Linked DNA regions of Mus musculus: regions 1, 2, 3, 4, 5 and 6 are each linked to region 7. The links are chromatin loops, found by intact Hi-C in ENCODE. Cell type or tissue: left cerebral cortex. All regions are shown on one strand. Region 1 overlaps Vav3 (vav 3 oncogene). Region 2 has its middle 130 kb from the start of Gm25681. Region 3 has its middle 500 kb from the start of Gm26076. Region 4 overlaps Ntng1 (netrin G1). Region 5 holds the start of Prmt6 (protein arginine N-methyltransferase 6). Region 6 has its middle 300 kb from the start of Gm26076. Region 7 holds the start of Ntng1 (netrin G1).

What was found. A loop is a pair of places that touch in the nucleus more often than their neighbours do. Peaks named below come from ENCODE experiments on the same cell type or tissue, not always from the same donor. Only the 100,000 strongest peaks of a DNase experiment are listed, where the experiment ranks them.
Region 1: it touches region 7 in a loop (4-fold over the local background); 9 of 42 quality-filtered maps call a loop at or near these places.
Region 2: a loop joins it to region 7, with 4 times the contacts of the local background. A loop is called at or near these places in 4 of 42 quality-filtered maps.
Region 3: it touches region 7 in a loop (8-fold over the local background); 8 of 42 quality-filtered maps call a loop at or near these places.
Region 4: a loop joins it to region 7, with 8 times the contacts of the local background. A loop is called at or near these places in 5 of 42 quality-filtered maps.
Region 5: it touches region 7 in a loop (5-fold over the local background); 9 of 42 quality-filtered maps call a loop at or near these places.
Region 6: a loop joins it to region 7, with 7 times the contacts of the local background. A loop is called at or near these places in 2 of 42 quality-filtered maps.

Annotation. Positions count from the first base shown.
Region 1 is chr3:109,530,526-109,534,525 of GRCm38, forward strand. The region is part of intron 15 of Vav3 (vav 3 oncogene); the gene reads left to right. Among named protein-coding and RNA genes, the nearest start is that of Vav3, 190 kb to the left of the region's middle. In left cerebral cortex, no CTCF peak of the experiment used is centred here; a DNase peak (open chromatin) is centred at 1,649.
Region 2 is chr3:109,731,172-109,735,171 of GRCm38, forward strand. No RefSeq gene overlaps it. Among named protein-coding and RNA genes, the nearest start is that of Gm25681, 130 kb to the right of the region's middle. In left cerebral cortex, a CTCF peak has its summit at 1,519 (motif pointing right); DNase peaks (open chromatin) are centred at 595 and 1,498.
Region 3 is chr3:111,066,970-111,070,969 of GRCm38, forward strand. No RefSeq gene overlaps it. Among named protein-coding and RNA genes, the nearest start is that of Gm26076, 500 kb to the left of the region's middle. In left cerebral cortex, a CTCF peak has its summit at 2,359; DNase peaks (open chromatin) are centred at 2,356, 3,045, 3,670 and 3,816.
Region 4 is chr3:109,780,360-109,784,359 of GRCm38, forward strand. Ntng1 (netrin G1) reads right to left here. Exons shown (of 8, transcript NM_030699.2): 8 at 1-2,552. The coding sequence ends at 2,323. Among named protein-coding and RNA genes, the nearest start is that of Gm25681, 81 kb to the right of the region's middle. In left cerebral cortex, a CTCF peak has its summit at 2,043 (motif pointing right); DNase peaks (open chromatin) are centred at 1,208, 1,427, 2,070, 2,419 and 1 more place; H3K4me3 peaks cover 1,622 bases; H3K27ac peaks cover 788 bases.
Region 5 is chr3:110,248,493-110,252,492 of GRCm38, forward strand. Prmt6 (protein arginine N-methyltransferase 6) reads right to left here and starts at 2,507. Exons shown (of 1, transcript NM_178891.5): 1 at 33-2,507. The coding sequence starts at 2,479. The coding sequence ends at 1,343. In left cerebral cortex, no CTCF peak of the experiment used is centred here; DNase peaks (open chromatin) are centred at 286, 406, 1,667, 2,185 and 1 more place; H3K4me3 peaks cover 2,971 bases; H3K27ac peaks cover 1,726 bases.
Region 6 is chr3:110,864,129-110,868,128 of GRCm38, forward strand. No RefSeq gene overlaps it. Among named protein-coding and RNA genes, the nearest start is that of Gm26076, 300 kb to the left of the region's middle. In left cerebral cortex, a CTCF peak has its summit at 2,079 (motif pointing left); a DNase peak (open chromatin) is centred at 2,001.
Region 7 is chr3:110,139,794-110,143,793 of GRCm38, forward strand. It overlaps Ntng1 (netrin G1), which reads right to left and starts at 3,679. Exons shown (of 8, transcript NM_030699.2): 1 at 3,107-3,679. In left cerebral cortex, CTCF peaks have their summits at 2,037 (motif pointing right) and 2,238; DNase peaks (open chromatin) are centred at 556, 1,419, 1,775, 2,000 and 3 more places; H3K4me3 peaks cover 2,492 bases; H3K27ac peaks cover 2,154 bases.

The sequences.
Region 1 (4,000 bases), 610 kb before region 7:
AGACTAGAATTTTCTAATGTTTTTCAAGGGCTGTGGACTCTTTGTCTGAGAGAAGGAGTTTCTCTAGGGGAGGACAGCTAAGTGTCTTGTCTCAGAGGAAGCAGGGTCCTAGGACTGCATCATAGACATATCAGTGACCATTTTGTTACATTTTCGTACGTCATATAGCTCATCCTTAATACAAGCTAAGTGATGCGTGCTTATCCTCTCGCATGTGAAACACATCTGTGGTAGGCAGAGGCTGTTCAGTAGGTGGCTGCCTGAGCATCAGCTCCCTTTCAGGCTCAGGTTCTCATCTCCTGACCTCAGCATTTGACTTCTGTCTTCGGTGTTGCTTACTTTAAAGTATAAATGGTTGCTGGAATTCTGACTATACGATCTACCTGGTAGGTGGCGAGAAGGTAATCTCTCTCTTCCGATGGACCTTCTACAACAAGTATTTTTCTTAAATCAGGGCAGAACTTGGACACCTAACTATACATGACAAGGGAGGCTGAGATGATCATTCCTGAGTCACATGGGTTTAAGCCAAGCTTGCTGCGAGAGAAGGGAGAGAAGCGGCCTTGGAGAGGCAGGCAGCTAGCTTTACCGTTTGCAGGCACACAGGGTGTAGACGGAACTGAGTTGCTCCTCTGCACCGACACCTTCAGGGGCCAGACACTCCTCATCTTTGAAGACTTTTGAAGCACCCCAGTAATGCAGTGAAGCACAAGTAGGAGCCATGTTTGTATTTTGGAGTTCTGTTGCCTGCTTATTTGAAGAGGTAGAAGGTAGATAGACCTTGCTGCAAAATTACACAGAGTTGAACCTTGGCGGGAGGGGGAGTCTGTAAGCAAAAGTTAAAACATGCAGGGCAAAATCAAAAGCAGGACTCTCAGTTAAGGTATCAGCCTAGCTACTATCTTAACATCATCTATTCCTCTTGAAACTAGCTATACCAGGAAGCCCTGAGAGCCGTGCTATTAGCTTTCTAAGACAGGTCCTCCCTTGCTCTTCATGAAGTAGAATCATCTGGGTAAAAGCCAATGCTTAAGATTTTGCCCAAGGGTCAGGTTTATTCCATTTTGTTCATTGTTTTCACTCATTCTGCTTTTCTAAGTCATAGAAAACAAAGAAAGCCAAGAAGTGTGTGGTATTGTGACAATCTAGAAAATGCGGTCAGGCTTCTGTACCTGTGGGGGGCCCGCTCTTCCCAGTGTCTTTAGCTTTACCCTGTGTCTTGTCTTTCTGGAATTCTCTGGACTGTGCCTTAGAGGAACGTTGAAAAGGATGATGGTGGTTGATCAGGGGAATTGAAGTTTTTAAGATGGATGAAATGTTGGCTAATTCCATTTACAGAAGATGACAGTTCTGTTTATAGGAGGATCAGACTGCTTTTGTTTAAAATATTTGTAGATACATTTAAGGCATTTTTAAGGCTGCTCTTAATTTGGTACACTAGAGCAAAAGGCAGAGAGTGTGTAGGCACCTGTCAACAATGAGGATGTACAGGACTCACACCATCTCCCAGTGGTGACCTGGATCTCAGCCTCTGCCCTCCTAAGCACACCCAACCCTCGCTCAGCAGCACATTCTCTGACCTTGTCTGGCCGTCACAACTTCCAGCATTTAGAATCTTCAGTGAAACACATTAGAAGTTGGCAACCTCCTTAGAAAAAGCTGAATGGAGAGAGAGGGGGGTGGCAGTGACCCACTTGGACAGAGAAGGAGAAAGGAGTTGTCTCTCTTTTTCCTTACTAAAAGGGATAGAAGTACTGGTTGTTGTTTAGGTTGCAGAAGACCTTGTGGAGCTAAATGATGCTTAACTGCTGAAGTGCTGGGAGCCTTAGCTAAGCATCCATTTAAATGCTTAAGAGGCGGATTGCTTGGGACACATGGCATGCTTCCCTTTATTTCCAAAATGATGTTTGTTGCCAGTTGTCTCTTATAATTCCATTTGATCATCTGAGAAACAGGAGGATGAGTGTCTGTATTCAGTTTGGCTGGGTTTGATATGGATGTGAGCACCTCGAGCCAGCTGCATTCAGCCTTTTGTTAGGAAGCCATCACTCTCTTCTCAGACCCCTTGTGCTCACTGTGTTCTCATGGATTCTCTGATTAGCTTTAAGTGAACAAACATTCCCAGTCGTTTTCCTGTATAGGAAACCAGCAATCACAGGGTCATGTCTGCAATGTTGAACAGTGTTGCTACTCTGTTGTTACCACCGAGTTTGGTATCTCAGTGCAAAGGGTTGTCCCTGTCCATGAAGGTGTTCAGTATCTATCTGCCTTCAGATCTTGTTCTCTAAAAGGGATCATTTTTAATTGCTTTATTTTGCTTGTTTTTACTGTGAAAAATACACAGGGATCCTTGATTGATTTGTGTGTGTGTGTGTGTGTGTGTGTGTGTGTGTGTGTGTATTTTGCAGGAATGTCAAAAATAAAATAAATGTAATCAAAGAACAACAATGTTCTAATGGTGATTTTTTTGAGAGTCTCATATGGTTCTGGTCAACTTGGATCCCATTAATAGATGAGGTTTTAATTGAACTTCTGATTCTGTTACGTCCAAGTGCTGGGATTGCAGATCTATAGGCGTGTATTACATGCCCAGTCTCAAAGCTTTTTAAAGGAAGAGCTGGAAAGAGAAAGAAAAGATAAAGGCGGGAAGAGAAATAGATACAGTCAGAAGGGGTAGGTTCAGGGTCCGTCTCTGTAGCATTTATTAAGGGAACTGAAAGGTCCTGTTGCCTTAGATTTCTCCTGACTGGGCTGACTTAATTCTTTCTTACTCCCTTGAAGTACACAGGCCATTATCATAGGCACCATCTCAGCTTTTTAACTGTGTGCTGGCTGGCACAGTGCTGAGGGACCGGCCTAAGGAAAAAAAAGAGCACAGAGGCCAGCTAGGATCTGTTTGGATATTATTCATCCTCTAAAGCAAGACTGATGGTTGTGGCAAGAAGAAAATGGGAATGTGGGCTACACTGCTTGTATCACAGCAGCTGTCTAGACTGGGTGGCTCCTGAGCCTAGAGTCTCCAGGGATGAGCTCAGAGAAAATTGCTGCCACTAAGGCAGAGGGGTGAAGGAAGATGCAGCCATGAAGCTCACCAGCCTGAGGTCCATTTAACATGAGATCCAGTTTAGCTTCTAATTTATTCACCCTCTCTTTCCCTAAGGAACTGAAATCACAAAAAAGAGCATGCATGTCACAGAATTAAAAAGAAAAATTTAAATAATCAAAGGTCAAATAAAATAGCATTTCCTTCAAACTCACACTCTACCAGGGAAGAACGTTCTCCTGAAACTTAAGTTTCTATATAGATTGTAGAAATGTGTGCTCTCTCACATTTTGAACTCAGAATTATATTTCATCAAGTATAATTTGTTTTGATCTGAAGTATTGCCCAGATATTCTGAATAGCAGAGAGATAATTACAATATAAAATTGGGTTCATTCTTTAAATTTTTATTGAGTACTTTCTTGTTGCCGGACCTTATTCAAAGCCCTGGGCACAAAACAATGAAGTAGCCATTGAGATTGAAATTAACACACACACACACACACACACACACACACACACACACACACGCATGCGCGCGCACCCACATGCACACGCACACACAATGTATATATGTATATATAATGTGTATATGTGTGTATATATATTATTGTGTTTAGTTAATGTATATAGGAGATTAAATTTCAGTAGTGAGCCCTTGATGTTTTGATCCAAGTCATCTCTTTCTCTAATCTCATTTGCTGGGGCATCAAAAGATAGAAGCCAAGAATGGCATCACCCAACCCTCTTCTTCCACCTCTGACCAGTATCCTACCAGTCTCTGCAGATGATAGCTGACTGCTTGCCTGTACTCTGTACTCTCCTTCACCACGTGCCTTAGTTTAAGCCTCTTGCTTCTTTCTTCTCACCTTCCCAACCTGTCCATTCTCACGGAGCATCCAGGCCATCTGGTCATGTACTGGCCATCATTTAGTCTTTGGAGATTTTTGATTGCAC
Region 2 (4,000 bases), 410 kb before region 7:
AGAAAAATCTAGAAATTGATTCCCTATTCTTCCCTGAGTAGAGAGAAAGTCTTCCATCCCTGCCCATTAAGCTTGCAAAAGAAACAAAGGTTTCTCTGGCCTTTTATGCATCTGTGTCCTTATATCCCTGGAGTGGTTCTGGCTTGCCTTACACATTATTCTCACCAGATTTTTTCAGAATGGAATTGGACCCCACTGTCCCCCTTTACTAGCATGGGTGATATCTTTTAAAAGGCAGGCAGCCTGGGCATTTGCTTAATATTGGAATGCCAGGAGATGTGGCTTATGGAGATAGAATAGGCAAGATCTTGCTGTATGTTCAGAGGTTACCAGCCCTCTGGCCCTCAGTATTAATGCCAACAGTTAGGGCTTCATATACAGATTTATTTCACACGAAGGAGGGTGAGGACCAGAGTCAGGAAAAAGGGAAATAAGAAAGGCCAGCCTTCCCAGGCAAGATCCTCACCATAATCCAGTGTGTGTTTGAAGACCTGTGAACCAGCATGGAGAGTATCCCAATGGGTCTTCCATGTTCTAAGATATTCATACATATTCATGAGTTGAGACTTCTAATGAACTCCAGTGCAGCTTGGCAAGAAGACAATGCAAAACACTGCCTGGAGCCTGCTCCGCTCGCTTGTGTGACTCGCCATTAGGACTGTCTCATGATGGCAATGTGACAGCCTCTCAAGTAATTACAAAGCACTTTGATTTTCAGCGTCCTTTAATGTTCCAGTACCCCTATGGAGTAAATAGTATTTCTTATATTTCAGAAATGAAATTCCTGGGGTTTCCAAAGCTGTATGACTTGGGAGATAGCGATGAAGTGCTAAGCTGGGACTTCTGACTTCAAGTATAGCACTCTGGCTGTGCCCTCAAAGCCTGGATTTGCAGGTTGTATCCCAGGAGAGTGAGGAAAGCTGCACCCAGGAACTCAGCTTCCCTGTCTCATTCAAAGCACCTTTGGTAGTCTTTTATTTTATATTTATGTGTCTCTATGCCAATATGGTTTTTGAGTACAATGGTTTTGGTTCTAAAAGTGAGTTTTTAAAGGCACAACACTATTCCATAGCAATGGCAAAAATGAGACTTTCCGTCAGCCCCTCTGTCAGGACTCTGTCTCTCCAGATTCCCAGCAACCTCTGCTAGAAGCCACCTGTCTGAGCAGGTGACCACAAATGCTCTTTCTTTGCTTGTCTTGGAGTCTGCCTTCTGTTTCCGTGGGCCCTTCACAGGAACGGTGTTCAGCAGCTGAGGGGCCTGGCACTAAGCCAGATGCCATTCATCCTAGATCAAGGTTCTTCTTTTCTTTACAAGAATTGAACCACATGTTCCAACTTGTCTCATAAATATAAAAAGAAAAGGCTAGCTTCCGTTTTAATGAGTGGAAATAATTACATGTCACACACCACCTAAGCAGTTCTGTGTTTGCTCTGACTGTAATGCTGACATTAGCATTCAAAGACGCTGCTCATACTGTGTGCAGATGTGAGGTTTCTAGGCTGTCATGTTTCTTGCGGCCACAAGATGTCAGGCAAATATGGTCATGGGTTGTAGGTGCAGGAAGGTGTCTTGCCTCCTGAATGCCATTGATGAGTTCATTAGCTGATTAAAATCCTTCCAATAAGCTTGTTTGGAAGAGCCTAGGGAGAGTCTATGAAATGTGTCATATTGTTATCCTGTTGATGGAGACACTGAAAACCACTAGCCGGTAATCAGATTAACATCAACAAATATTGATTGTACATGCTTGCACGATTAAATCTTGAATAATTAACGGCCACTGAGTTTCTCCACTCTCACCATAGTGTGTGTTACCATAATAAGCAACAGGCACTGTTTCCAGAGTACTGGGCTCCCACTCAAAAGCAGATACCCTTCGAAGTTGCTGCTTGAAGCGTTGCTAAAAGAAGGAAATGTGTTTTAAAGTGACAACTTTTATGCAAGTATGAGAATTTCTATCAAGTGACACATATTCCAATAACAGAGCCACAGACCTAAACACAAGCACGTAGATAACGCAGAGTAGTTTACTCACAGGCTAAGAAGATCTGTCAATTAACAGTTGATCTGACTTGCCATCCCTTGCTATGCCTTTTGTCTCCAGAATGACTTCCTATAGCAGTTTCCTTAGGGGTCTGGTGGACGGAAGCAATAATGACAAGCAAAGGTTGGAGTCAATCAATACATGGTTATTGAGTTCCTACAGAGGGCTGGGTGCTAGTGACAACCCAGCAGACCTGGAGGGCAAGGTCTCTGCCTGCTTCTCCTTTCCTCCTCATTTATCTTCCTTTCCTGTTTTTGTTTTTTTTTGTTCTATTTTTTAACCCTTCCAATCCTGCTTACTGCTCGGTTAGGCGGTGAAAGTGGAGCTCTTATTCACTTGAGAACACATTGCCCTCCCACTATATGGTAAACGTAGGCTTGAAAATTCAGTGACAGGGTTAAAATTGGTCCTTACTTTTGTTAGCGATGTTGTGGTTGTAGAGGACACAGTCAAATAATCTACTTACATCCTGTGTCGATGATGTAATCAAGCAACTGTGCCATGGGGGAGGTTGGTTCTGTTTGCTACTGGGAGCATGGTGTACCTTTCACAAGCAGGGAGGTAGAATCTACCAAGTGAATGATGGGTGAGGAGCTTGTAGGATTAGAGTCCATGATGGTGAGTCTGGCAGCACAAAGTGAGCTACTGTACCAAATGCACATATACTGCAGTGACTAGACAGAATAGACGTTTGTCTTTCATGTAACAATTAGAAGGGAGACAGAATGTCTGGCTGGAAGGTCTACTCTATGGGGTTATCCAGGGATCAGTGTCCTCTGAATTTGTCTTCCCAATATTCTGGAGGCACTTAATCACATGGATGGAATATTAGCTGGCTTGCTGCTATGTATACGAGTAAATCACGGGGAGGGGAGATGTCCAGGACAAAGTGTTACCTCTTGGTCAACTGATGCTGAACTTGCCCATTTCTTATACTTCATTGGATCTGAGAATAGATACATAGCCACAACTCCATGCCTAGTTATGTTTTGTTTTAGGTGAAGTGGCTGTGTATTCATGACAAAGGGATGAATGTACCATGGGAAACAATGAGCAGCTGTCCCTAGTAAAGGTGAGTACAAAGGAGAAGCCTGTGGCAGAACTTACATGGAGCATCGTGCTGCTGGATCACAGCTCAGAGGACTTGCAAAGCCGGGCCAGGGTGTGCCACAGTCTACACATTACATTACTGAAAGAATTTAAATAAGCTTTGTGTTTGGGGAAGAGCCTCGTACCCGGAATTAAGTTATAGTCGAATAGTTAGTGTATAAACAGATGGTGGTGTGGCTACAGGCAAGAGAGGGTAAGGACATTACTCATCAGTGGGAGAGGGACCAAAGGTAAGTGTCCTGTAGATCTGGGAGACATTTCACTCATAATCAAGACTGAAATGGCTAGGTTTCCACTGGTCACCTCAGATGAAAGCTGTTAACCAATCACACAGACAGGGAATCTGCTCTCGATGGCATTGCTTCCGCAGAAATACAACCATAGTCCCTGCCTACGGTCTTCAGTCTTTGTTAAAGGCATTACTCTATAGAAACCACATTTACAGAAAGAATCTTTTGTTATTCACCAAGTTTTGTTCTCATTCACCTTTTAAATAATTCTCTTGACAACTCTGTATGCTCAACGTTGGTACACGGAAGGTGCCTGCCACTCAAGTGATGGAAGCACACACAGCAAGTTCCCTGAGACTGACATGTAATTCAGAACACCAAGGAAGCCCTCTGTAATGAGAAACACAAGTGGCAAGCAGGCAAATTCTAACTTGGCCTGGTATAAAGAGGTATTCTGTCAGGAAGACAAATAGATAGAATATCACATTAGGTGTTGGGAAATGAGCAGGGGCCAGTATATATTTGAATATCACATGGTTTTTTCAGCTCTGATGCTTTGAAACCTTCATTCCCAAGAGGGACAAATAGCTATCAAGGACAACTTCTTTGCTTG
Region 3 (4,000 bases), 930 kb after region 7:
TGACTAGCGACCTCATCTTGCAATAATATCCAAGTTTTCAAATATTGGACAAGGTCCATTTCTATCAGTTATGCAGTTTTTCCCCCTTATAGCTCCAAATTCAATCCAGGGCCAGACATATGATAGCAGACACTCTGCTGGTCTGCTCTACCTGATCCTTTGACTCTTGCAGACTTGGTTTTTGCCCGGTAACTCGGAATGACCTTGACATCCGAGGGTAACTCAGTTGATCTTTCTAGTGTAACTTCTTTGACTTCCTGGAATAACCTCCTCTAAGTCCTGAAATTTCAGATGTGCATCACCACATCATTAACTCTTGTCTTTGTGTGCCTTTAGTAGAAATTATACTTTCAGCACTGTATGTCCAATTGGTTTCAGTAACATTTCCTTAAAATTAAAAGAAATATGAAGAATACTAGGTTTTGAACATACATCAGGATAAAATACTGGTTGTTTAGAAATAATAGGACTGATACCACTTTTCCTTATGCATTGATTTCTCACATTCCTTAGGTTCAGACCACAGTGTCACACTCCAGCTCCATTGTATCTCACTAGGGATATATTCTGGCTGGAAGAATATACTGATTTTGATTAAAAAGTGATCACATAGGGAACAAGTTATTCATAACTTCATTTTTAATATTGAATATATGAGGTGCCTTAACATCTATAAGCTGGGAAATGAATCAATTTATAACATTAATGCATTGCAACATAATCTCGGGAATGACCAGAAGGAACATTCATGAAGAAGAATAAATTTTACTCATATAATAGTGAATAACATTTATTAATTTATTGTTATTCTAGCTATGTCTATAATCTTTCAAATATCTCAGTATAATTTGTATCTACTTATACATGAGAAGTTGAAAAATCCATAGGAAACATGAAAACCAAGCCCAGAGAACTGTTCTCTTTACAAAGAAGGTACAAGGGACTCAGAAAGGGATATAATGTTTTCAGCAACATTTTTTCTTCGAAGAAAATCTGAAGCAATCATGGAAAAATGCTAACACACATATATAAAAACCAAATATACATGCAGTGTATTTTTCCCTCAAAGCAAATGTCTCACTTTAAAAAAAAATGAGTTCAAAATAGATTTTAATACTCATGCATCTAATTAGGTTGAAAAGATTTAGCCACTCAGAAATGATAACTCCAAGAGCTTACTAAAAGACTTTAGTAATATTGTTTGATTCAAAATTAATCATATTTATAAACATCAGGACATTAACTTTATATCTTTCTTTCCTATAGTCCGAAGCAAATTACCCCTAAACATTATGCTTTGTCCTGTTAGAAAAGTCACGTCTGAAAATTTTGCTAACTTTTGGTTTTTATTTGTTTTTATATAGTGCTGTCTGTCTGTCTGCCTGTCTGTCTCTGTGTATGCATGTGTGTGTTTGTGGGTGGGTGTGTTTGTGAGTGTGTGTGTATGTGTGTATACATTTAAAAATACAGTTTATGAAGACTGGAGTTTATTGTTCAGCATTATATTTTAGAGCCTAAAACAGTCTCTGTCCAGTAAAAAGGACTTTATATAAATTGATAGTCATATTAAGAATATCTTTTTATAATCTCAATTTAACATAACAAGAAAAAGCATAGGAATATTAAAAATGTGTAAAAGCTTGTAAAATAGCAAAGGGAAGACCCAAGATCCAACCCGAACTGTCAGCACACGTGACCGTTCCCTCTGGAAAGGACATTGTTCATAGAACATTTTTCAGCCTGGCCTCCAGAATTTAAAAAAGAAAAAAATTTAAATGTACATTCTACTGGAGTCACAAGTCACAAGGTATCTGGTAGCACATTTATTTAATACTCTGTGTTCTGTGTTTAATTCTTAGAACTCCTTCTCTGTAATGGGGTCCTCAGTTCTTGAAACTTGCCAGATAATATCTAGAATCGACATAAGGCTTGAAATCTACTCAGAGTATCATTATTCCAACAAGAAAACAAGACTATCACAAAAAAGAAGGAAGAAAGAAAGGAAAAAATGAAAAGGGAGTAAGAAAGTAGGGAGGGAAGGAAGAAAGAACGAAGGTTAAGTAAATCTGAAAAAGATGCAGTTCCCACCCCAAATCGGTCCAGAATAGAAATAAATGTGTGCACACATCTTAAGCCTTTTTAGAGAATAACATTTCATATTCAAGAAGACCTTCTTTCGGTGCTAATTCCATGGCTACCTGAAGCCCCAGAGCAATGCATGCTAAGAATTTGAAGTTGAAAAACTAAGACATCTAAGCGACTAAGAAAAATTCATGCCTTCCACCTGTCGTGCCTGTTATGCATTCGCCTTGGATTAAATCAATCCTGAGAAAAACTCATCAAGAACTACGGAGCTCCTCCTGGCGGTAGGCTTTAGCCAGTGAAGCGTCTTCTTCAAGCTTAGAACAAAAAGAACATTGAGCAAATGCACAGTTTAAATTATCTATAAGTTACATAACTGTGTTCTTAGGAAACTATGGGTTGCCTAAGTTGAAATTGTGCAATTGAAAGTCAAAACATGTTGTCTTAACTATTAGCAAGATTTGATTTAAGTTTTGCTCGAGCATCAAGACCAATGTAACAATCACAGGAATTCCAGATTCAGACAATAAAATCATAATTAGTCTTTGATACTTCAGCGACAGTGCCTTTTAAATTTGAAACATCATTTCTGATTTTTCACATAGTAAAAATATTTAATACTATTATTACATCAGAGAACCCGAGACCTTAAATGTTTAACACTCTGAAGGTCACTAAACCTGTAATGATCAAACCAGGATTTACACCATGGCTTATCTGCTTTTAAAGCCTTTGGCTGTCTTCTCTTGTGTCACATGACTTCCACTAAATTATAATAAATGTCCAGACACTGAGAAAATTAAAAATATATCATTGATACTTCACATCTCTTCTCAGTTATTATAGCTGATGCTCTTGCTATTTATGTGAGGACGGCTGAAAGGAGAAAAATGAGTCACTGTATACATATCATGCTGCTAATGTAGTCACTGTCTCCAGAGCCTGTCACCATGTGCAGCTCTGCCACTCTCCTCAGCCAGCTGTCCAGAGCCTTTGCAGGAAATGAGCTCTCCCATAACTGATAGCTCAATTCCCTAGTGAGTTGGCTGCTCCTGCCTTTCAGGGTCGCAGGTGTACCTCAGTGCTTCAGCACTTGAGGTTACTTTCCAGTGTGCACTAGAGGCATATCTGCTTTGCATACTCAGGGCTATGAAACAGACACTGTTTGATCCATGTGTGCAGCAATTTCAGGAGGCAGAATCAAGGCCATTCATTGATTTAATACTCTTCCAAATGTGCTTTATATCATTTGCTGAAAAGAATTGTCTGCTTCTGAAAGAAAGCAATCCATGTATTAAAACACAGATATAAGTGCTTTAAGTAATTCAATTTATAATTTAATTTTAAAAATACATTTTCTCAAAAATGTAGTTGAAATAATAAAAACAGAGCATAGCATACACTCTACATATGGTGAACAATTTGGTGCTCTTTGTGTTGTTAGCTTCAAGTGATTACATGTGGTGTGGTCATCCCTTTGATTCCCACAGGTGACAGGAGAGGTCAAGTGTCACTGAGATAGTATGGGAGGTTGGAAGATGAGGGCCCCCTCTCCAAATCCCTTAACAATGCAATTTTTGAATTCTGAGAAGCCAATGCCAGAAAATTGGTTCATTTGCCTCACTGCACAGAGTATCAGTAGACACTTGCTCATCTTGTGGCTTTCAGGAGTGCACAAAATAGAGTTCACACGTTGTGCATTTCTCTCACACACTCTGAGCTCAAGTGAGGTCACAAGACACTAGGCACAACAATATCAGAGAGCTAGGCAAGCCAGGCTTGCCTCTGGTGTGTGCCTCTGGTGGCTGCTGGTGTTTATCTGATGTGTCTGAGCTGGGAAGGCATTAAAGCAGCAGTGCTGCTGAGGTGGGTCCACATAAAATCCTTGCCATAAATGCCACAGAACATTTTAATTCCA
Region 4 (4,000 bases), 360 kb before region 7:
TATAAGACAACTTAAACTCCATTTTAATATCAGAAATCCACCTCATTAGAAGTAATCTCACACTCTGTATGCGATCAGAATTTTCATGTGCATTCTTTGGTGAGCTGGGAATATGATTTTCTATTTATGCTTCTAATGTAAATCTGCCATTTCTGGTTGGCCACTCTGGCACTAAGCCAAGGCGCTAATTTATTTCCATCTTTCCCTATTTCTTATATCAAAAGATGCTGTTGGTTTGAATAACAAACATCCAATCGACTTGGACGTGGGGTGGCAGGCAGAGCAGGAATTACCTGCTTACCTTTTATTGCCTTCTTTGAATTGGCTTTTCTGGGAACAAAACCAATAAGACATGCTGTTCCTTCATCTAGTTTTGACTCGGTTATTTGTCAGAAGACATTGTTCCCCCTGCTTCCCCCTGGTTCAAGCGAGACTGGCGGTAGGGTGAAGAATTCAGCCTGGAACGAGGCTTCTGACCTAATACTGTCATTGGTTATTGTCCCACCAAGTCATGTAGGACTTCATTGTCTTTAATCTTCTGGTTTGGCCTCATAATTATTTCTGATTCCAAGAGATGCCATTGCTGACACATTTGTCACCTGCAGGGTGGCAGTGTGCCGGGATTGAACATACATTGTTTCAGCCCCTCCAAAAACTTTGCAGTGATTCTCCACCCGCCCAGCTCCCTCTGCTGTCATGTACAGTAATTGGCCTAATAAAAGGCAGAAACAAGAATTTATTACACCTTGGGCAGTACTTGAAACAGACTTTATTTTCAGGAACAGCAGTTATGTCTACTTGCTGCTGTATATTTTGATATTTCATTTAAATACTTAGAATATATTCAAAGTCAAATTGCTAATCACTCAATTTCCCTGCTGCTGTCCTGGTTCCCCAGGTGGCCTCTTATGATACTCCATGTAAACACTGTATTTGGAAGGATACATAGATCGGCATCCCTAGAGTCACATGATCACCATAAATCTGTGAAAATAGCATGACTTAAAAATAAAAGTCTCTTAGTGCTCTGCCAACAGGCTTTGGCATAATCTTGGCAATCACTTAGATATTTCTTTCTCTCTGTTTTTGTGGTTATAATTTTTTCCCAGGTGGAAAATAGTCTCATATTTTGCAGACGTTGTCCAAGCTAGTGACCATCAATCCGTCTTCCTGGTTATTAAAGTTGTCAGCTGACTGTGTTCAGTCCACACAAAAATCAGTGACGTGACTGGGAAACTGCTGGGTGGTTGCTCCTTTCGTCTTAAGAAACGGCCATACAATTTCCTGATAACATTTCTGCAGGAATTTTTATTCTTTAAATCTTCCAGTGTTAAAGCAACAAGAAAAAACATTTAAAATGTCCTTTGGTGGAATCTTATTACACTTGCTATATGTAAACCGATATTCTTTGATGCCAGCACGCTCGTTGCCCTTACAGAGAAATCTCTGCATGACGAAACGAAACAAAACCAAAGAGGACCAAAAACTCAAACATCAGTCAGTCTTTGCTGATTCGAATTAGATACATTAACAGATTGTCTGGTAACATAAATTGGCAATAATACAAAAAATCTACATATTACATTATTTCAAGAAAAATAACTTCATTTGAATACAAAAGGATAGATACACTTTCTCTTTTCCTCTAACCACTCTTGTGAAGTGGACGTGAGCTGGCACTGGGACCGCAGTGCTGCTAAAATATACAGGGGTATGACTGGCTTGCGCTTTGGAGGGGGCTGTTACACGTGTGTATCACTAACATCAGACAAAGAAATCTTTCAACCAACAAGGGTTACAGAGCAACGTTCACTAAAGCACAGGTTGGAAGGGATTTGGGGGTCGGGGGGACTGAAGCAGGCCAATATGGCAGCTTGTAACAGATTTCCTTATACCCACAATGCACCTGACAGCGAAGAATGCTTTTATTTGGTTGGCCCACACACTGAGCAGAGCGGTACTAGGGTGCACCACGGTAGAGTAGCGAATGTTTTTAGGTTGGTTGATCAGTTTGTTTTCCGTCTTTCCTCTTGGGGGCGCTCTCACAGCCTTTCCAATCCGCAATCAGCTCTGCAGCTGGCAATGAGATTTGCAGTGAGAATAGCAACAGCTGCCAATTCCTCTGGAGTCAATGATGAACAGTCTCAACTCCGATGTGCGATGTGCTGTCCGGTTCTGAGAGATATGGCTTAGTTCAGTTAGGCCCTCTTCTTTTATACACTGTGTTGGAGTGGGTGTGCGTGTTTTCTATGTCAGTGGCAATCGCTTGGGTTGTGTTTGCTTCCCCACAGCACAGGCCTGTCGGAGGGCTGGGTGTGACCCCTAGAACACCAGGGGACCGGCAGTCCCCAGCAGCATGGTCAGCAGCAGCAGTGCTGGGGAGCCCCGCGGGGGTGCTCCCTGGCCGGATTCGGAGCCACAGCTGCCCGCCTCTTCGCACCGTAGCTTCTCACAGAGGATGCCGGTGTAGGCGTCTGGGCACGCGCAGCGCACATTGTTCTGGCAGGTCCCTCCATTCTGGCAGTGCAGGAGCTCATTGTCGCAGACATTAGCTGCAGAACGAGGGGAGGGAAAGGGAGGGGAGGAGAAGCAGAATCAATTTAAGTTCATCTGGAACATCATGTTTTCAGCTTTAAAAAAGAAATTCTCTATCGATCTTGTGCACCCCCCTTCCCTCCACAAACTAAGCATGTGACTCCAATTTCCAAACAAATGTAGTCGGCTGCCTTTGTTTTGATCATATTAGGCCTTTTCATATAGGTTTCCCCCTCCCCTTCCCCTGCAATCTTGGTTAATCTCCAGTTCAGGCTATCGAATTTAAGGTAATGCAATGCTCCTGGTTTGGAAATTTTTGTGTACGTGAGACCTGTTGTGACCTCCTAGGTTTTTTTTAAAGGACAAGTGCCTGATACAAGAAAACAGAACCTTGAAGCCAGATGAGTGCCGTTTAAAATGCAAAGCAGTGCTGCTAAAATGACCAACAACCTCTAAGGTCAGGACATCCATCCATCGTCCCTGAACCGATTCCAGCCTTTTCGTGCATGCAAAGAGGCCACAGGGAAGCAGGGGAATGCAGGGTTAGGATGTGAGAAAAGTGGCATGCTCCAAGCAGGCAACAGCCAGATGGAAGAGGAAAAGCTTGTTTCGTGGGAGGCATGTGAGGAAGAGCAGTCACATTTGTCCCTGACAGCCCAGCAGAGTTTTTTATTACCTTGTAAATATGGGGAGTAGAGCCCAAGGTTACCTTGATTTGGGAACAGTAATAAATGCAACGGTGAAACCCTGATTACCAAAATTTCATTACATCCATCAAGGAATAGAATCGGGTTGGAAAATCAAGAAGCAGCTCCTGACTGAAATCCATTCACAGCCTCTGTCACAGAACTTTCACCTCTAATAATTTCTCCTATCGTCAAAATTCCCCTTAACCTCATTAATTCAATGGCTTGTATTCTCTTAGATAATCAAGGTTTCACTGATTTAGCAGAATGTTAAATAGAACCCAGGGAAATTAACACAACAACAAAGAAGAAGAGAGCCAAGAACGAACGCTTTCCGACAACATTTGCTGCTTAAGCACTTAACACATAGACCACTCTGGACAGGGGGCAGGCGGGGCACAGAGCAGAAAAAGGAGCTTCTTTTATAAATTATAAGTTTTTCATTCAAAAAAAAATGTCATGGCCCAATTTCTCCAAAGATGGATTCACACACACACACATACACACACACACACACACACACACACACACACACAGCACGATGGTGCTATTAAATACAAATCGTTGTTACAAAATAGTCCCACCTTCCACACATAATAACTATAAGTAGCATTTGCTTTGCCTATTAATCATGTTCAATACTCATGTCACCTTGAAGAGGGGCTTTGTCCACACCCACAAACTTAGGAATGCATCTGTGTGTGAACGGTTGAGGGAAGGTGGCACTGGGCATCCGTGGAGCTAATAATAAAGTTCTCTAAACAGAGTCCAGTGTGACT
Region 5 (4,000 bases), 110 kb after region 7:
GAAACTGGTGGTTTTATATTTGTATTTTTCCTTCAAAATAGAGCCCCAGCAAATTAGTTTTAATACTTTAGCAATTTAATATACAATGTTTTTAAAAAGCCAAAAACAGAACCAAGGTTACAAAAAGTGAAATTCAATAGTACTTAAGAACAGCAGTTTTCCACACCCGTTAAGTCTTACACAGCTAGAGCTCAAAACCATGTTAATCATCATTTGAGCTGTTCTGAAGCTGAGTTCTGCAGGAGCTTTGACACCAAGACAAGTAGCAGCATTATAGTAAACTCACAGACCACACACAAAACGTCTAAAGACCTCAGCTATAAAAAGTGAGAATGCCGTTTTATTTGCCACAGAAAGGAGGGAAAGGAAATATGTGAAGTAAATGTGACAATCTGACTCACACATCATTGTAAGGGAGCTCCCCAAATGCACACTGTTCACAGTTGTCTGAACTAAGAAGAACTGAAGACAGGAACTTTTATTAGATTAGAGTGCTCGCGTTCCTTTCATACAGAATTAGACCTGTGCTTAAATAAAGCCAGCACAAGAGGTAAAGGGTCCGCCCTTGGGCTAGGTTCAGCAACCTTCCCTATCAGACTGCTTTACAAGAGTCACAAAAATATTTATATTATAAAACATAGGTTTTCTCGGCTCAGTCTTGAAAGTCAAAATAAAAATATTAACACCCCATCACTATTTCACTTTCAGACCTTTTCTCCTGTCACTCTCAGAATTGCCTAGGCAGGCTGTAAAATTAAGCCATTTTACTAAGGTTCATCAAATTTAGCACTCCGTGAATTAAGCGTAAGGAGAGCAGGGTTATTTAAAATACTTCTCCTGTGCCCCACTTCCTTACTAACAATATGAACGTTAGAATATAAGGAAGCACAGGTAGGCACTCAAGACTTGAGAGAATTCCAGCTGAAAGAAACAGCTTTAAAAATCATTCTGCAAGTTTCTGAAATGTAATCAGACCATGTTGCCTTTCTCCCAGTTTCATACTGATAGGGATGGGGAGGTGTCAGATTAGCTCGTGGACCAATTATAAAAAGATCACATTTATTGCCCCCCCCCCAACCCCGGCAGTTAAACAAAAGAAACAGAAATACAAGAGTTTCTTTATACTACATGCTTTCCAGGTTTAAAAGCCCGTTAGTAAGCACACTGCATCAGTCCTTGGTCAGGGATGCTCACTTTTAAAATAAACACTGCCAGAAGAATGTCCTCAAATGAAGACTGGAGCGGTGAGGTAAAAGAGACAGCTATGTCCCCAACTTGCATAGGCGATCTCCCTTTCTCTTCGGACCTTCCGAAGAAGGTGGAGGGGGAGAAAAGGCAACGCTCAGTCCTCCATGGCAAAGTCTTTGGTCTTTTCCTCATGGTCTCCCACTTTGTAGCGCAGAAGTATGCGCAGACGCCGGGGGTTGTCCGGGGAGGGCAGCAGGGTGATCTCTCCGGAAATGTCCGTATCTTGTTCCACCGGCACCGGCTCGTTCAAGTAGAGGAGCGCCTGCTTCCAGTGGGTGGCCGGGTGAAAAGGCGAGGTGGACAGCACCAGAGGTTTCTCCGAGTCCCCTCCGGGAAAGGTCACTTGAAACCAGACGGCGAAACCATGTAGAGGCGCGGAACCATAGCAGCTGCAGCGGAAGCGCCCGCCCACACCAGCCTCCAGCTCCTGCTCCAGGCCGGCTCGGGCCAGCTCGAGCTGGGCAAAGCGCTGCGGCCGGGCCAGCACGTCCTCTCCGGACAGATCCTGCACCACGATCTCCGAATGGCCCATGAGGCAGCGCGTGGCGAAGCTCTCCATGCAGCTCATATCCACGCCATAGTGCTGCTTCACCTGGCTCCAGAAACCCAGACGCCACTCGAGCATCTGGTCGCTAATCGGGGCCACGAAGAGCTCCGCGGAAGCTGGCAGGAGGAGACCGCCCTCCTTCAGCCATTTGGTCCGCGCGTGGAGCACGGAGCTCAGCATGGACTCGTGCAGAAGTCCGTAGCCCATCCACTCGCTGACGATGGCGTCCACTCGCTCCGGCAGCTCCACGGTCTCCACCGGGCCCGGCAGGACGTGCACGCGGTCCTCCAACCCGTTGAGCCGCACCACCTCCCGGGCCTGTTGCCAGATGGCGCTGGCCTCCACCGCGTACACGCGCCGTGCCCCGGCCTGGGCACAGAAGATGCTGAGAATGCCGGTGCCCGCGCCCACGTCCAGCACCGTCTTGCCTCGCAGCGCGGCCCAGTTCTTCAGGATGCCTAAGCGGTAGGCTTCGGTGCGGACCTGGTCGGCGATCATCTCCTCGTGGACCGAGACGTCGGAGTAGCACTCGTAGTACAGCTGGTCCCGCTCGCTCTTGGTCCTCCGGGGTCGTGGCGGGGCCGCCTCCTGCTCCCCGCCATTTTCCTCCTCGGCTCCCTCCCCTCCGGCGCCGGCGCCTCCGCTGTCCCCCGACTCAAGCTTTCTTTTCTTGCTCAGCGACATCTTGGCCCCGGCAGCCGACCCCCAGCATTCGTTGCGCGGTGCGGTGCGCAGGCTCAGAGTCCCCGGGGCCTGCTGGGATTCGTAGTCCGCTTCCTGCATCCCGCTTCCTGAGGGCAGAGGCTCAACCAGAGTCAATCTTGGCACACCGTTATTTTCCTCTAACGCCATGACAAGTTGTTCTCTAAGACCACACTATTTTCCCGAGATCCTTTCAGTTTTTGCCCTTTCCTTTTACCCCTTGTCAGGGTTCTCTAGAGTCACAGAACGTATGGGTAGCCTCTGTAGAGTAAGAGAATTTGTTGATGACTTACAATCTGTAGTCCCCAAAGATGGTCAGCAGCAGCTGTGAATGAAAATCCAAGGATCTAGCAGCTGCTCAGTCCCACACGGCGTCCTGGCAGAAAAAGTGAGTTTTCCTTCTTCCAGTGACCTTATGTAGGCCTCCCGCAGGTGTGTCCCAGAATAAAGGTGTGTATCACCACTTCCGGATCTGGGACTTCCTTTTCCCAGGCTGACCTTGAGCTTTTGTCTCAAGTTTCCTGGGATTAAAGGCATGTACTACCTTGCCTGAGGCTAAACTTTTCATGGCCATATGCCTCAAGATCTTCCTGCCAAGGCCGGGCGTGGTGGCTCACGCCTTTAAACCCAACACTTGGGAGGCAGAGGCAGGCGAATTTCTGAGTTCGAGGCCAGCCTGGTCTACAGAGTGAGTTCTAATACAGCCAAGGCTACACAGAGAAACCCTGCCTCAAAGAAAAAATAAACAAACAAAAAAACCTCCACTCGGTTCAAGTCAGAAACCTGTGTCTTTCAGCCTCAAGATCACAGGTGAGTGAGCCTTCCAATTCTGGACTGTAGTTCACTCCAGATATAGTCTAGTTGATGATAGCCAGGAATAGTCACTACACTCATTTTTACACATTCTTGATGTAGGCACACCACTTACAGCTACAAGTCTATGTTTCCCTCACAGGACCTCCCCCGCCCCCCACTACTGAATTATGTGGCACAGTTCTTGTCCCTTCTCTGACAGTTGTAACTCACCAAACTCTCTGTTCTAACCAGAGTTAGGATACAAAGAATATGTATGACGCAAAGTGAAAACCAAATAATACAAGATCTTGATTCTGAGTCCAAAGTGATCCCTGAGGTACGTTAAGCTCCAGGGCAAATACTGAAGAAGTGCTGTGGCCATGAAATGTATCAGCCACCACTGTGTCTCTGGAGAATAGTTTACTTGGTCTTGAGTCCTGTTCTGAAACTTCTGTAGTTCAAACTAAAGAACAATTAACATCAAGGGTATGATATTCTCAAACCCATTTCCAGTGTCTTTGGTGACCAGCTTATATATACACATACATACACTTAAATCTATGTATCTGTGTAAAAACACTTGCTTGGAGAAATGGTGAAACTCATCTCTTTTGACTTCTTTTCCAATGCAATTCACTTTTAAAAAAAATTCTGCTATATCTCCTTTTAAAGCCAGAATTGATACCCACAGGCTCAGTTATTTTATTT
Region 6 (4,000 bases), 720 kb after region 7:
TAAAACTCAGCATAGTTATTAAACATTAATTGGATTTAACTCTAAAATAATATGAAAATTTTATGCTTAATAAACAATATTATTAAGATTGAGAAAGGTTTTTCTGACATTAAAAGTAAACTTTTTTCAAATTATAACAATTATTGATGATTTCATGACTAGAATAAATTCTGATGTATATAATTCCCTTTTTTGAATATTTACCTGAGCTTAAAATGAAGGTTTATGATGTGAAAGAATTCTTCTATAATAACTTCTGTTTTTCTTAGTAAGACATTGTTATTTGTGATGCTTATATAATTATATGCCAGTGTAACTGAAGGATGTAATGACATTTCGCTTTGAAAGCATTTAAATAACTCAGGAAATTGCTTTACTATTCTGTTTCCTGACTTAAACCCTCTTTTGCCATGTTCATTTTATTACACAATCTGTCTCAACTCATCCAGGCAAAATATATTCCACGATGTATAATGTGCACTGTGTGTTTTATGAGTTGATAGCCATATAATTGAATCCACTCTTTCATTTACATTTACATAGACATTTAGCATATTATACATAAACAGTTTTTTTGATAACGTGCATGCTAATAATGTCTGAATATGATTTTATGTTCATTTTCCCTCCTTTCAGTTATTTTGGTTGACTTTGAAATCTGTTATTTCAAGAATTACTACTTAATTTACAGAGTATAACATATTCATGGATTGAGGAAGAATAGAAAATAATCACTTGATCAAGTAATGATGTATAATTACTTTAATTAGGAAATAAGATAAAAAGGTACAAATCAGATATTTGCCTCCATAAATTTAAAGTTTATGATTACTCCAAAGCATAGGGGTGTTCCAAACCAAGTTATTGTTATATCCCAGAAAAAAATACTGGTGCTGTGGGATGAAGAAACTTTTTTCACTCAAGAGATAAAGTACCACAGAAATTATTCTCTATCCTTAAATAGTCGTTTTCTACTGAGCTTAATATTGTTCATGAGCAGAGACTTGGGTACCAATAACCAGAGCTTTATCATCATTTTTATTATTAAATCATTTTAAGTACTATTTCTTATTCTTTCAGAAAACTGATTATAAATACCACAGTCTTTTTTTCACTTGCTTTCCTTTTCTATGTGTCTGAGAAAGACTCAGAAGGACCCTTGGACGAATGTGGACACATACTCACTACACAGTAGAAGTGCTGAACCAGGGGTGCATTTAAAGCACCAGGCCCACGTGACAAATGGAAACATTGCTAGAAATAGATGCTTTTCAACTTCTTCTTTAGAAAATAACTTTTGGCATCTATTCCAAGAATACTAAATTCTCTCCCTAACAATATCTTTATTAGGCTATTCTGTAAATTAAGTTTCATTTTGGACGAGTAGTGATTCTTTTTATTATACCCTTATATCTTTACTGAAAAAAAATAAATGAAAGCAAAATAAGATTATTTTGTTTACTTGATGTACTTTGCCAAATAGGCAGTTAAAGTTTCTTAACTGGGGAAATTATTTTTCTGTTATTTTTTGTCTTTCTGTTCTTATTTGTAACATACTGGCCTCATGACCAAGTGATGGCTGCTAGAGAATATTTGTGAGCACACACCTTGCCTTCTCCTTTGCATTCTGCTCCTGATTTAGTCAGTAGCATTTTCTGTGAGTTCAAAGTGATGACATTGACCTCAGCGGAGGCACATGTGACTTAGATACTGTCTGATCTCTCTTGGTGTTATTTTTTTACACTTCTCCTCTAATGATTGAGCTGGCTACGAAAATAGTTTCACCTGGAACTTAGGTAGTAGGTATTAGTATGATTCTAGATGGAAGTACTTCCTTAAAGATCAATGTCTATTCATATCCACTTCTTTATATAGTGTCCATGGAGACTTCTAAAGAGGGGACTTGAATTGTGGGCATTCATGCCTTTTTCATGAACTCAGGACTAAGAGTCATAATAAAGGTCTCTGGAGTACCCCAAAGAGAATGTCCTTGTGGGTGCAAAACAGCAAAACTCAGTAAGTAATGTCTTCAACCGAAGAATGAATTACTGGAGCTCTCCCCCTTGTGGTTAGCTAAGAACCCACTGAAACCTGTTCTCATGAGTTTCAGAGACTGGCAGCATATACTTTGGAATTATTAAAGTTACCTCATTAACACTTGTAAGCTAAAGGACATTCCAGTTACATTTAACTTTATGTATAACACCTCCACTGTATCTTCTCAAGACAGACTCTTCTTATGTTGTGCATTTTTATTGTTTTGAAATAGTAAATTCTTGTACTACTTTATTAAGGACGAGACTTTTTAAATCCCCAACTTACATTCAACTAAGAATTGGTAGTACAATAGAAAAATTCTAGTGAACTTGTTCAAGTTTCTTTAGCTTAATATACAGGGTAGAATCCAGGGATATTAACATAGAAGGTGAAAAGTGGGTAGGATTACTTGTGCAGATTTATTATATATAAGCAAATCTCTGCAAATTTTCAATAAGGAAAAGGCTGATTATGAAAATTCAAATAAAGAAGAACTGAATTAATGTAATTCATATTTGAACAAAAGAAAAAGGAAGTTAACATTTTATTATGCTTCTCTAAGTATATGATTAAGTTAAGGGTGAGTGAGTTACAGTTAGAACAATCCTGTTAACTTTAGACACCAGATTGAGGCTATGATATCAGAGTGATATTCAAATAGCTCCTAACTTCAGGTAAAGAACTTGGTATATTGTGAGAATTCTGCTTAAGTTAAGTCAGCTCTGTGGACATATAGACACTAAGAAGTTAGAAGACACTCTGCAAAGAGGCCCATTTACTCTAGGTGATGACTGCTAAGTTTGAGGACCCAAATTTTATTACCGAAGCCATGTTGTAGAAGGAGAGACGTGATTTGCACAAGTTCTTCTGTAGCCTTTATACATACCTCCTGACATATATGTGCAAGCAAACATACAAACTTTCTAACAAACAACCAAATAAATATAATAAAAATAATTTAAAAGGAAAAGAAAGTAGTTATTTACTTGCCAATGCCCTTCACAACATGAGAAAAGGAACAAGAGAGGGGGCAGTCGTTTCTTAGAATGTGTGTGTGTGTGTGTGTGTGTGTGTGTGTGTGTGTGTAAACCCAGATATTCAGAACTGGAGGGAGGATATATACTATATAAAGTATTTAAGAAAGTGAGTGGTTCTCATATCATGTCAAGTCTGAGAGGGCAAATATGGAGCAAAGACCTTTAAGAGTATGGAAGAACGTAAGTTAATGGGTACCTTTTCTTCTAGAAGTACAAAACTTTCTTGGCAATAGCACAGTATGGGTCCAGTGACTGTTGCTATAATATAATGAGGCATGACTTTCCTCTCTCTTGTACTAACCCTATTCTATTATTTATGAAGTATTTGTTCTTCATGTTCTAATTTTTTACTCTTTCTCTAATGTGCAGGAAAGCCCAGAAAACTGGACTATAGAGCTTTTGAATCAATTCTATTTTTTTTCCTTATTTTTCTTCCTTTTCCTCCTTATTCTCCTCTTTTCCCCCCTCCACCGCGTTCTTTCCCTTCTCTCCCTGATCCTTCTCTTTTTCCTGTGTGATAAAGGAGAACGTGGCTACATATACATCACATTTCTTTTCTTTTTTTTGGCCTTAAATATTATGTTCATTTAATTCCATTAGAAACAACCAAGAAATCTTATTATTATGTTAATGTAGTTCATTCTTACAACCTCTGTTTGTTTTACCTTTACTATTATACTTTCAGAGACCTACGAATATTGGTTTATTTAACCAATATTAAAGGTATTTCTGTAGTATTTCACTTACGTGCTTATATATTAATGTGTAGTTATTGAAGAAATAATAATATATATCATCTTTAAATGTTTGAGAATTAAACTATTAGTTTCTTTGTTATTTCAAAGAATAAAACAGAAACCCCATCTTCAGAAAAAAATCATTTCTTAAAATAGTGTTTTAAAAAAATCTAGTAAGGGCTGGAGAGA
Region 7 (4,000 bases):
GGAACTGCAGAGGTAACAGGATGCAAAGCCACTAGCCTGTGGAGATTAGCAGCTGTGAACAGTCACAGTGAGGTCACATGAGATGCGTTTGCATCCCTTCAGTGTTCTTTGTACGCCTGTCTGTTGTGAAAATGGGATCTTTGGGTTTCTTCCTAAGAAACAGAGGCTCCTGTCTTTTTGTTAACTGTCTCAAAAACAGAATGTAATTCAACAATTTTGACAGATCTTACTTATAAGGAAGTATGACTGGGTATTATTAAAAAAATCCTGGGAGTTTAGAAAAAACAAGTACCCCACATTAGTATTTTAAAGATTTCTATTTTTATCAATAGAAGATCAATGATGGAAGTCAGTGCATATTTTCTAGGATGTTTGTGGAGGGATAATATGTAAAAATGACTTCAGAATCCACTAAGTCTAAAAGAAACCTGGCATCCCGCTGCCATGTAAATGATAGATCCTTCCTTCTAATATAGGGAAGTTCAGAAATACAAGCTTCCACAGACACAGCTGAAAAATTCTACACCCACTTAAAGTTTGAAACAGAACTCCAGATTCTAAAATTAAAAACACTTTTCTGAAAATATGTTAAACCACTTACTTCCTATAACACCACATAATTCACACAGACACACACACACACACACACACACACACACACACACACACACGTGTGCACTTTTCACTACTAACATATCCTTGCTTTCCCAGGTCATATGAGATTTCATTTCCTTCCCAGTGACTTGAGGTTTTTGTTACTCAGAAACTCTCTTCAAACCCTGACCTACTAGCTAAATGCACACCGGTTTAATTGTTTAAACACACTGTCTGATGGTCTGCAGAATCATAAGGGGAACTAAGAGAGAGGTTTCTCTCCCAATAGTAAATATATGAAAGAAACTTCAACATGCATCAGCTGTCTCCTAAAGCTAAAAAAAAAAAAAAAAAAAAAAAACAAAAAAACAAAAAAACAAAAAAAGCAAGGCACACACATAAAGCAAAACAAAGCAGAACACCAGCCTAAATCATTTGAACCCATGCCCAGTGAAAGCAGACAAAACAAAACTCTAATGGGAACACAGTTTTATGTCCAAATAAAATAGTTCCTTTTAAAATAAGTATGATGATTCTCCTTAAATACAAACTACAGGAAATACCTACAAATTAAAAGGCAAATTACATGAAAGACTTAATGCTCATGTTGGTATTTCGTGATGAAAGACATCTCATGTCATGGGGGGTATCTAGAAGAAAAAACATCCCCCTTGTAAGTGGGACAGAATGGTATGAGAGTTGCCTGATGGATTTCTTCTTTGTACCCTGAATCCCTTGCAAGGATCCAGGTTTTAGTGAAAGCCTAAAAGTTTCTTGTGTTTCAAAACAGTCTTAGACAATTCCTGAGCCGATTTCCCTCTGCCAAAGAGAAAAGCTGGTGGGTAGGGCATTCAAAGAGACAAAGTACCAAACGCTTGCAGACCTTCTTGCTGGTTAGAGGTACTTTACTCTTCATGAACCACACAATTCAGAAAATCCTTGCCCTAGTCGAACATCGACACAAACTTTCTAGCAAGCCTAATTACTATGCATATTTGAACAAATGATTTTGAGGGAAACATCTTCCTTTCCTTTATTTTTTTTTCCTGTCAAGATAGGAAAACTTTTAGTATTTTCAGTCATAAAACAAGGCCTGAATTCCAGAGCAAAGCGGTTGCCAGATTCACCATATGTTTGGTGGAATTCTGAGTCTCGCTCAGAATTTTCCACTGTGAAGAGTGGTAGGCTGCTTGGGTACTCCTTAGGCAAGGAAATGGCACAAAAGAGACAGCCAGAGGACCTAGTATCTAAAAATCCACACCTGGCACAAGCATAGCAACTCTACCTGACACTTTTTCAAATAAAGTTGCTTTAAAATACACCTTACACACCACCCCACTAAGGATTTTCCTCCCATGCCCTTGTAAAATGACAGCTACTCTTAGGGGATTTCAGAAGGTGGGAGGGGGGTGGAGGAAGTCCCTGGATGAGGTTACCAAAACAAACAGCAGAGGGCGCAGTTTCTTTTTTTAATCTAAGTTTCTCTCCTATGAATCACTTAATTGGTTATTTTGAGCCCAATAATATTCGGTATTATTTGTATTATATATAGATATCCACAGATCCATAGCAGAGAGAAACTCCATGTCCCTAGTCGAATCCATCAACTGATAATGCGAAATCAGTATGGGAGGAAAAGCTCCCACTAGCTTCCCAATGCTGAGTCTTTCCCTCCTTCCACGTTCTTCTCTCCCCAGCTTCCCGATGTGTGGTAGTAACGCTTTAATCTCGCACCAATAAAGGAGATTAAAAGAGGGACTTCAAAGCTCTCCACAGGGCGAGCAACAAGGCAAGTTTTTATTTATTTTTTCCCCAGATGAGAAAACTGGTAAAAGAAAATTTAAATTAAAAAAAAAAAGAAAGAAAAAAAGAAAAAGACAAAGCTTGTGCGATGCGTGTGGTCAGGTGTGTGTGGGAGACAGAGCGCTGCGCGTTGCGGGTGGGTGGATGGAGGCTCAGGATGCAACAGCCTGCGACCCGGTGCTGGGCGCAAGCCTGGGATGTAGTGTGGGTGTGAGCGGTGCGAGTTCTGGAGTGCGCACAGGCTCCGCTCTACCTCCTTAAGGCGCTTTCCAAAGTTCCTCGCCCACCCGGATCTCCCCTCCCGCCCTCGGTGGGCACCGGGGGTTGGCAGAGGGAGGGATAGAAGGAGGGAGGGAACTGATGGAGAAGAGCCACCCAGAAAGGCGCGGGTCGCTAGAGGAGAGGGGAGCCAGCTGCACTTACCCGGGCCCCCCGCTGGCCCTCCACGGGGCGGGAGGCCAGCCGTCGGCGCGGGGCGGCGCCCCTGCCCAGCTTGGTCCCGCGTGGGGCGGAGACCGCGGCTCCGGGGACCCACTGGCGGCGCACGGGGCGCGGGTGGAATGGGAACGCGGCGGGTGTGGACCTGAGCCGCTGCCACCGTAGCCCCGGGGTATCCCGCCCTGCAAGCACCCTGTTGGCGGCGGGAAGGAGGAGTCCACAACCCCAGACCCCATAGCACCCGGCGCCCGGAGTCCCCCGCCCGGGTTACCTTGGTCTCTTGCCCCTGGGGCAGCCTTGTCGCGCGTCGCCCCCTCTCGGAGCCGGGACCCTGACAGGGGGAATTCCTTCCCGTTGACGTCCTCTTCCAAAATGCAAAAGATCAGTGACTTTGACAGGTAGATGAGGGGGAGGGAGAGGGGTGGGCGGAGAGGAAGGGAGGATGAGAAAGGTGCCTCTCCCTCCAAAAATACAGTGGGATTAGGAACCAAATCGCCGCCTTCCGAGGTCTCGGCAACCTTCTCCGCTCGCAGCTTCCCCGCGCCGCCGCCGCCGCCGCCACCACTTCTCGCCTTAAACTTTTACTGTGGGTTTTTTTTCTCTCTCTCTCTCTCTCTCTTCTCTGTTTCTATTCCTTTCTTTTCTTTTAAGCTGCAGAACGATTTTCCCCCCCTGGATCCCAGGGGATCAGAACCAGCAGCCAGGCGGCTCTATCCCGCTTGGCACCGCTTTCATTTTATTTCAGATGAAGACGTTAGGTCTTTTTTTTTTTCTTTTTTGTCAGAAGCGACATAAATCAGGACAATTAGCCTTGGCGCCAAGAAGATCCTCTCGAAGCAATTTCGCCCCGGTTTTCTTCGCGCATTCCTCCACTCAAGTCAGAAATGTCACTGAACATAGCGTTGATGGCTGCGAGACGCGACGCACCCAAAGTCCGTTTGATGAAATATACATGGCCCCAAGATGCTTCGGGATTGCGGTTCGCCGCTACCCAGCCCCCGCCCGCGGCGCCCGGCCGGGACCCTGCTCCCAGCCCGCAGCCAGCTCTCGGCAAACTTAGGGGCGCGGACGAATTAGAGAGTGAGCGCCAGGGGCCCGCAAAGCGACGAGCGACGAAACAGCCCCAGGAAGCCGCAGCCCTCGGAGGGGTGGCGTGTTCTTCTCA